Linked DNA regions of Homo sapiens: all the other regions are linked to region 2. A link is a contact called in ENCODE Hi-C or POLR2A ChIA-PET data. All regions are on one chromosome and are shown on one strand. The core of a region is the stretch at or near the end of the contact, and the rest is flanking DNA. Distances in the headings are between cores, read along the strand shown.

Evidence for each region. Hi-C counts contacts between places; a loop is a spot of excess contacts on that map. ChIA-PET counts read pairs that join two places held with the same protein, here RNA polymerase II (POLR2A). Pooled maps may share reads with other maps.
Region 1: a loop to region 2 is called in a map with no recorded cell type, with 5 times the contacts of the local background. The contact joins two enhancer-like sites. A Hi-C loop is called at or near these places in 3 of 37 single-sample maps with no recorded cell type and 2 of 50 pooled maps.
Region 3: a loop to region 2 is called in a map with no recorded cell type, with 5 times the contacts of the local background. The contact joins the promoter of SMIM36 here to the enhancer-like site in region 2. A Hi-C loop is called at or near these places in 9 of 37 single-sample maps with no recorded cell type and 5 of 50 pooled maps. POLR2A ChIA-PET finds 5 or more read pairs at or near these places in 1 of 52 experiments (A549).

The regions. Positions count from the first base shown.
Region 1 is chr17:55,575,908-55,578,607 of GRCh38, reverse strand. No RefSeq gene overlaps it. Among named protein-coding and RNA genes, the nearest start is that of SMIM36, 66 kb to the right of the region's middle. RefSeq lists enhancers at 1,646-1,715, 1,395-2,594. Within about 2 kb of position 1,412, at least 29 of the 41 ENCODE cell types and tissues checked have a DNase peak (open chromatin) inside an H3K27ac peak, as active enhancers do.
Region 2 is chr17:55,168,132-55,170,928 of GRCh38, reverse strand. STXBP4 (syntaxin binding protein 4) reads right to left here. Exons shown (of 18, transcript NM_178509.6): 18 at 1-2,797. Among named protein-coding and RNA genes, the nearest start is that of HLF, 95 kb to the left of the region's middle. Within about 2 kb of position 1,473, at least 3 of the 41 ENCODE cell types and tissues checked have a DNase peak (open chromatin) inside an H3K27ac peak, as active enhancers do.
Region 3 is chr17:55,510,180-55,512,879 of GRCh38, reverse strand. It overlaps SMIM36 (small integral membrane protein 36), which reads left to right and starts at 1,428. Exons shown (of 5, transcript NM_001395421.2): 1 at 1,428-2,001. The coding sequence starts at 1,546. The coding sequence ends at 1,827.

The sequences.
Region 1 (2,700 bases), core at 163-2,662, 410 kb before region 2:
CAAGTGGTTTTTGGTCATATGGATGAATTGTATAGTGGTGAAGTCAGATTTTAGTGCACTGGTCACCAAGGAGTGTACATTGTACCCAATATGTGATTTTTCATCCCTCACCCCTGCTCACTCGCCCCACTTCTGAGTATCCAGTGTCCATTATACCTCTCTGTATGCTTTTGTGTACCCATAGCTTAGCTCCCACTTAGAAGTCAGAATATATATTTGGTTTTCCATTTCTGAGTTACTTCACTTAGAATGATAGCCTCTAACTCCATCCAAGTTGCTGCAAAAGACATCATTTTGTTTATTTTTTATGGCTGAGTAGTATTCCATGGTGTATATATAACACATTTTCATTATCCACTTATCAATTGATGGTCCATTATCTTTGCAATTGTGAATTGTGCTGCCATAAACATATACATGCAGGTGTCTTTTCAATATCACTACTTCTTTTCCTTTGGGTAGATACCCAGTAGTAGGACTGCTGGATTGAATGGTAGATTTACTTTTAGTTCTTTGAGAAATAGCCATAATGCTTTTCATAGAGGGCTGTGCTAATGATGGCGCCTGCAGCCCATCTGGGGCAGCCGCTGCCATTACGCTGGCTGCAACAGCGAAGCTCAGCCAGGGCTGCACACTCCGTGGAGCTGGCAACAAGTGGGAATCACAACACTTCCGAGCTGATGGGGAGGGAATTCCCCAGGTGCAGCCACAACAGCCCAAGTCATGGCTGCAGACTCGGGCCTCCCACTCCACAGAGCAGGAAGGAGCCCCACCCCCTCGGGCACAGCTGCAGCCACCAAACCCAGACTGCACAGTCGGGCATCTCTGCACTGTCGGGGCATGGGAAGGCCTCCCCTGAGAGGAGGAGAATCTCTTGAACCCGGAGGCGGAGGTTGCTGTGGGTCAAGATCGCGCCACTGCGCTCCTGCCTGGGCAACAAAGGCGAAACTCCGTCTCAAAAAAAAAAAAAAAATTTTTGAAGTAGGGACTATTATTATTCCTATTTTACAGATAATGAAACTGAAGTCTTCAAGGAGATTATATAATTTGCCTATGTTTACACAGCTACCACGTAGAAAATGTGGGATGCTACGCAGTCTAACAGCTTTCATTTTCAACCGCATGTGATACTGATTCCTGCTGTGAAAGAAAGAATGGTAATTTCTTGGAGTTACAGTTCAGGGAACTATAACAGTGGGCCCTGACACAGTATGGTGCGGGGAGAGGGTCCAAGAAGGCTTTTCCTGAGGAAATGAGGTTTCAGCAGAGAAATGAAGGGGAAAAAAGGAGTTAACTAGGCATGTGGAAGTTGGAGGAGCTTTGTATGTAGAGGAAACCGCATGCAGGGCGGGCCTGGGTTGGAAAGCAGCATTATGCTCTTGAAGAAGTGAAAGTTCATTCCACGGGCTGTTGTTCACTTCATGGTGGCGAGGCTGGAAGTGATGATGACTGTGTGTGCCATGGGGAGAGAAATGAACTGATGTGGGTCAGTGCATTTCTGCTCTGACTACCCGGGGGCCCATCACTACAGCAGTGGCCTTATTTTTCCTATTAAGTCTCTTTCAGTTTGAGTTCAAGATCACTAGCATATTATCCTTTTCTCAGCCCTGTGTCTGCCTTCTCATTAGTATTTGGATGAAGATGAAACTCCTTAAAATCCCTCCGAGTGCTGCGTGGGCTGGAGGCTTCTGCTCTCCGCTGTCCTTTTCACCCTGCTCCCTCCTACTCTCTGTGCTCCCAGCTTCTCACTACGCTGAATATTTTTTTTCAGTCCTTTATGCTCCTTTTGTCTCCTTTTGTCTGAGTGATTGTCCTTTCCCTCTTTGCTTGTTCATGTATTCAAAAATTATTTTCTAGCACCTGCTATGTGTTAGGCACTGTTGTAGGCACTGGAGTTACAACTAAAATTCAAGACATGTATGGAGGGGTTGGGTTGGGAAGGGCAGACAGAGAAAAAAGAGGAAGTAAACAAGAAGAAATAGCAGCTCATGATGACATCATGCAGAGAATTAAAGTCAAAAGATCTGATGGAGAGAAACTAGGTGTAGGTTGGATTGGGTGGTTAGGGAAGACCTTTCTAAAGATGTAATATTTAAGCTTGAGATCTGGATAACGAAAGGAGACAGACAGACAAAAGTAACAAGGAAAAATATGTCAGAAAGAGAGAACTACAAGCTCAAAGGCCATTAGCTGGGAATAAGCATGGAATGTTTGAAGAACTGAAAGAAGGATTGTGTGACCAGAGTGGAGTTAGGGGTGGGGCTCGGGGTGGGAGTGGAAATAGTAACAGTTGAGTCAAAAGTTATGAATGTCGGGTGTCGTAGGGCTGTGTGAGTCAGTGGGAGGAGTTTAGATTTTATTCCAGTTACCACTGGAGGGATTTTAGAAGAGCGACAGGATAGGATTTACCTTTTAGCTGAGATTTACCTTTTGGCTGCTAAGTGGAGAATGAAGTCTTGGTGGAAACACTGAAATAGTTCACGAGAGAGGGGATGTTGATGTCTTGGCCCTGGGTAGTGGTGTGAAAGTGGTGGATTTTGCATACTATAAGGGAGGAGCAGGCAGTGTTAACTGACAAACTGCTTTGGGGTAGGGGGAGTGAGGGAAAGAGGAAAATCGGAAAGAATTCCTAAACCTTTGTTTTGATCAATTGGAGGGACGGTGGTGCCACTTACTAAAACAGAAAGGCTATGAGAAGGG
Region 2 (2,797 bases), core at 224-2,723:
CATGAAACTTGGCCCTCCCCAGACAATGAAAACATAAATATCACATCTGTGACAACTCTAGCATTTCTAGCAGGAAAAACAAATCCTGAAAAAGCATCAAATGCAGTGAATCTGACCACACAATGGTAAAATAGTTATTTCAATAAAGATTTTCATTTCAAAAAATGAATTTTTTTGTTGTTTCCACAATAATCAATTTAGTTATTGACAATGCAGGTCAGGCCTCATTCATGGCCATAACATAATCTCTGATCTTTCCAGTCCCTACAACACTACAAATTTTCACAGGATTATACATAGAATTCTAAAGCAAAATAATCCTAGAAAATATAAGTGGAAATAAAAATATATAATCAAATCAGATACACTTTTTTCATACACAATAAATCATTAGCATTTTTTCTTATAAAGGACAGGCTCACTGTAGAGTAGTATGCAGAAAAATATAATAAATAAAATAGATATCACAAATAATGTCATCTAATTTTTTTTCAGATCTTCTATGGTGTTTATATATACAATACTGTTGGTTTTATATTGTATACAGATCTGTTTCCTGTTATTACCACTTGATGTTATTATTGTGATACTTTCTTGGTATCATTAAACATTAGTAAACATTTTCTATCATGTTAGATACCATATTTTATTTAGACATTCCCCTGTTTTCAGGAATTTAGGCAATCATTTCTATTTTAAATCATGCTTTAATAAGCCTTTTAAGCATTTTTTTATTTTGGTCTAAACTTGGGGTCATTTGTGAGGATAAATTCACAGAAGAAGAAATTTTTAAGGCCTTTGATAGATGTTCCAAGACTGCTTTCCAGAATGTTTGTGGTGATTTATAGATGTCCTAAGAATATTTGAGGATATCTATGTCATGTACCTGCACTAACATAATTACTGTGTTTTAAAAATACTTTGGTTTTATTGTATCTTAAATAATTAATCAATAATTCTAAGGAAGCCTTATATCATAGGTGAGAAGGTTTGTTTGAAATTGGCAAGGAGCAAGGTACATGAGGGAGTTTGCATTGTCCACAGCCTTAAAGGTTCACTTCACACAGTAAATACTACAAAATTATCTGTCTTGGATTGTTTAGACATTCAATTGCTTGAATGTCCAGGGACAAACCACTTGATCTCTTCTAAGTATTTCATGTTAGGGTTTTTAGAAATAGCTTTTAACACAATTTTGATTGAAATAATTTTTCAGAAAGCCCATTTCACTTGTTAAGGCATTTCATCTTTAGCTGAATTTTAAGTATGCTATGAGATAAACCAGGAACAAGGAGACTTGATTCTCTATACCATATTTTATCGATTCTAAGACACACATTTTTCACATCTAAGCGTCTTTAGTATTTGGATGTATAATAGGCACTGCTAGCACTTTCAGATCCCTCTACCACTCTCATGCATGACAGCTCCCTGTGCTTTCACTCTCAACATTCAGCACCTGCACCTCTTTGTTGGACGGCTGTCCTCAGGCTACAGGAACATGCTTTGACTGCATTGCAGGCTGGAAGCACCTGGAAATTTACACCCACCCCCACCCCCACCCCCATTCAATAACTGATGGTGCAGAGGTATAAATACTCTGGGTTCTCTGGCCTCTGACTTGAACCTACTGTAGAACCTTTTTGTCTCTAGGGCTCTCCCGTGGGAGTGAACCAAAGTCATCTCCAGAATAGGCTTTGCTTGACATCACACTTTTTGTGGGTTTTTTTCCCCCTTTCCTTTGGATCGGTTCTATTTCTCTATTTCCCTATTACTTTTCACCCTTGGGCCACTTCCTAATTCACATAAATCCTTATGTCAGAGGAATTAAACATATTACAGGAAGTGTCTTACAATAATTGATGTCCTGCAGTTACTGTCAGCCAGGTGGTCATAGTGATATGGTTGTCTTTGCCTGTGCATGCATGAATTTGGTTGTTCTTTCCATGATATGACTGGACTGTTACTTCTTTACTTTTTGGTCAATAAACCATTTAAGGACTATTGAGAAGAGTATGAATCCTGATTGTTATCTAAAATTTTTCTATTAAGTCCTTTTGCCAAGATAAAAAATGTGCCAGCATCAGAGTTGTAGAATGGATGTCTAAGACAGGGAAAAAAATCTCAGAGACTGCAGTAGAATATTCCTTTAAGAAATGTTATTTATCCTGATGGCAGAGAGGGTGTTACCGTGAAAAATTGTGGTTTATGACAACTCTGATTCAAAAAAGAGATGCAGAAAGAGTTCAATTCTGAATGTACAGAGCTTTGTAAATATCATAATTAATATTTCATTCTCTTTTACACACATGATTTTTAAAAATCTATGCTGAAACAGTTCTCTTGTATTTACTTAAAGGCGTATAAGATAAAAATTCTAACTACTAAGTCATATTTTAAATCTTTTTTTCATTTTCAGTTACACACAAAATAATGATGGGTCTTATAACTGATGAAATACTAATTGGGAATATGGTACTTATAGAGACAGAAGAAATACAATCAATGAACAGTCTTAATTGGAAAAACTAAGGTAACTTCATAGACTTCTCACTTTCCATTTGTAGAGAGAGTTCTACTGGTAAATGAGGAACCACCAGTATTTGGTCATATTTTTGAAATTGTGTAGATTTTATTAAATATTTCTTATTCCTCCAATACGTGTGTGTGTGTGTGTGTGTGGTGTGTATATACACACAGATATATATATATACACACACACACACACACATATACTAAGTGTATGTGTGTGTATGTATGCATTCTATTTCCTTCAAATTTCCCTTATATCGAGTAC
Region 3 (2,700 bases), core at 179-2,678, 340 kb before region 2:
TTAACACTAAGAAACCAGCAGACCTTTGGGAACTTCAGCTTTTAACTAGGAGTATCCAAAAAGTCCTATTAGCTATTGGAGAAAAGGCTACTGATGCCCTAGCTGGCCAAAAATACATATATGAGACCAAGACCAGATACGTAATTTGTGGGTCCCAGTGCAAAGTTGAAAAGTTAAGAATTTCAAGATGGCAACAGCAGAGCATTAAACCAAGTGTGAGCTCTTTCTGAGAATGGAACGTTGTGCAGCTGCACAGGGCACATGCCCATGAAGTAGCCTATGCGGGACTATTGGGACCAGGCTACAACTGAGGCAGGACAGTGATTTGTACATCAAGGAATAACTGTAATCCGATCAGTATCTGATCTTCCTCTCAATTTGCTTGTTTTTCTGCATCCTTGAGGCAGCCTTTGGGAATCTCTTTAAAATGCAAATTCAGTAGTGTCACTCCCCTGTGCAAAAGCATTCAATGGCATCCCATTGCTCTAGGATCATATCTAAAGTCCTGAGTATGGCCCACAAGTGCCTGTGCCTTCTGGCCCCTGTCTACCTCTCCCACCTTGTGCTCCCATTCTCTTTATGCTCCAGTCACACTGCCCTTGTTTCAGTGCTTGCAATTTTCCAGGCTCCTTTCTCTTCGGGTCTTCACATATGCAGTTCTTTGTGGCTAGAAGAATCTTCCCTGTCTCTTCTCACTTAGCTAAATTCTACTTATCCTTCAGGTCATAGGTTAAATGTTGCTTCTGCATGGAAGCTTTTTTGACCCACACTGGGACACGCTGTCCTCTTACCCTCTATTTGTCCCTTATAAACTGATTTCCACTGTTCTTAAATGGCGAATTGTGCAATTATCTGTTTAAAGGCTATCTTTCCTGCTAGACTACCTGCTTCTCTGTCTTATCACTGCCATATCCCCTTTGCTTAGTGTAGTGTCTGAAACACAGGAAGTAAGTACTCAAAAAGTAGTTTTGAATTAACTAATGAGAAACATGGCAACAAATGAAGAAAGGGTGAAAATATCAGGCACTAGTATCTTCTTCTTGTTGAAGAATCACATTTACTTCCAAAGCCTACTGACCTAATCTTCCAAATCACTCCATACATGGCACTAAACATCCCTTATACAAAGACAGCACAATTGTCCAGGACAATCCAATTTTTAGCTGTCATCATGGAGTGCTTATTAACAACACTTACTTTTGCTCACCAAACTGCCTGTGTGGATGCTGAATTATGTGAATGCTCTACTTATATACCATGATCCAGTAACTCATGAGCCATCTCTCTCTCTCTCTTTCTCTCTCTGTGTAGGCGAACTGATGACAGACAGCTTCTGTGTTTTGGTGGCTGTGGTATTAACAGCAAGCTTAAGTTATTAAACCGAGCAGCTTTAATCCTCGAGGTCTCCTGGAGCAGTAGGGATTAATGTATTTTTACTCCAGAGCCAATGTAGCTATTCCGATGCTCTAAGATCTGCTCTCTGCAATGCCCAAACTGACCCCAATTGCCTTTCTCTAGACCCACTTCTCCACCGTGGGAGAAGTGATGGAATTCTACTTGGAGATCGACCCTGTTACCTTGAACCTGATCATCCTAGTTGCGAGCTACGTCATCTTGCTCCTGGTCTTCCTCATCTCCTGCGTGCTATACGACTGCCGAGGCAAGGATCCCAGTAAGGAGTACGCGCCCGAGGCCACTCTCGAGGCCCAGCCCTCCATCCGGTTGGTGGTGATGCACCCAAGTGTCGCTGGGCCCCACTGGCCAAAGGGGCCTGGCCTTTCTTTGGGGGATCCTGCTCCACTAGGAAAGAAAAGCACCATGGTATGAGGCTGGCTAAGGGACACTGGGGAGAGACCACTAGACTTTCCATAGAGACAAACTGCTCCCTATCGTGGCTCCAATTCTCTCAGCACATGTATCCCGCTTGATGAAGGAAGTGAGAGCTCTGTCTTACTTGCTGTTTTCTCGTCACCTTCTTTGTGACAAAAGTAACTGTTTAAGGTAAGAAGCCCAAAGTGGTCTTTAGTCAAATTCTCCAAATGCAAACTGTCAGCAATGCTGTAGTATAATGAAGTTGGTTACTGGTACATTTCTGATGTTGCTGTCCTTGCAACTCACAGGAGAGAATGACTTTTGAGAAAGGATGCAATATTGTGTGTGTGTGTGTGTGCACGTGCACGTGCGTGTGTGTGATAAGGAATGAGACTAACTCCAGTCTAGTCTATTCTTTGCAAATTCTTTCTTTCCAAGGCAACCAGTTTTTTGTTGTTATTTTTCTTTTCTTTAAGAGACAGAGTCTTGCTCTGTTGCCCATGCTTAAGTGCAGCAGCGTGATCATAGCTCACTGCAGCCTTGAACTGGGCTCAAGCAACCTTCCCACTTCAGCCTCCCATGTAGCTAGGACTCTAAGGTCATGACACCACGCCTGTCTTTTTTTTGTAGAGATGGGGTTTCACTATGTTGCCCAGGCTGGTATTGAACTCCTGGCCTCAAGCAATCCTCCTGCCTCAGTCTCACAAAATGCTGGGATTATAGATGTGAGCTGCTGCACCCAGTCAAGGCAACCCCATTGAACTTGTTCAGACTTCAGAACATTATTATTTCTGTACCTACCAGCTCTTCACGTTCTATTCCCAACTCCAAGACAGAATAAGGAATGCATACAACTAAAACAACAAAGCTTGGAGCCTGGGTTCAAAT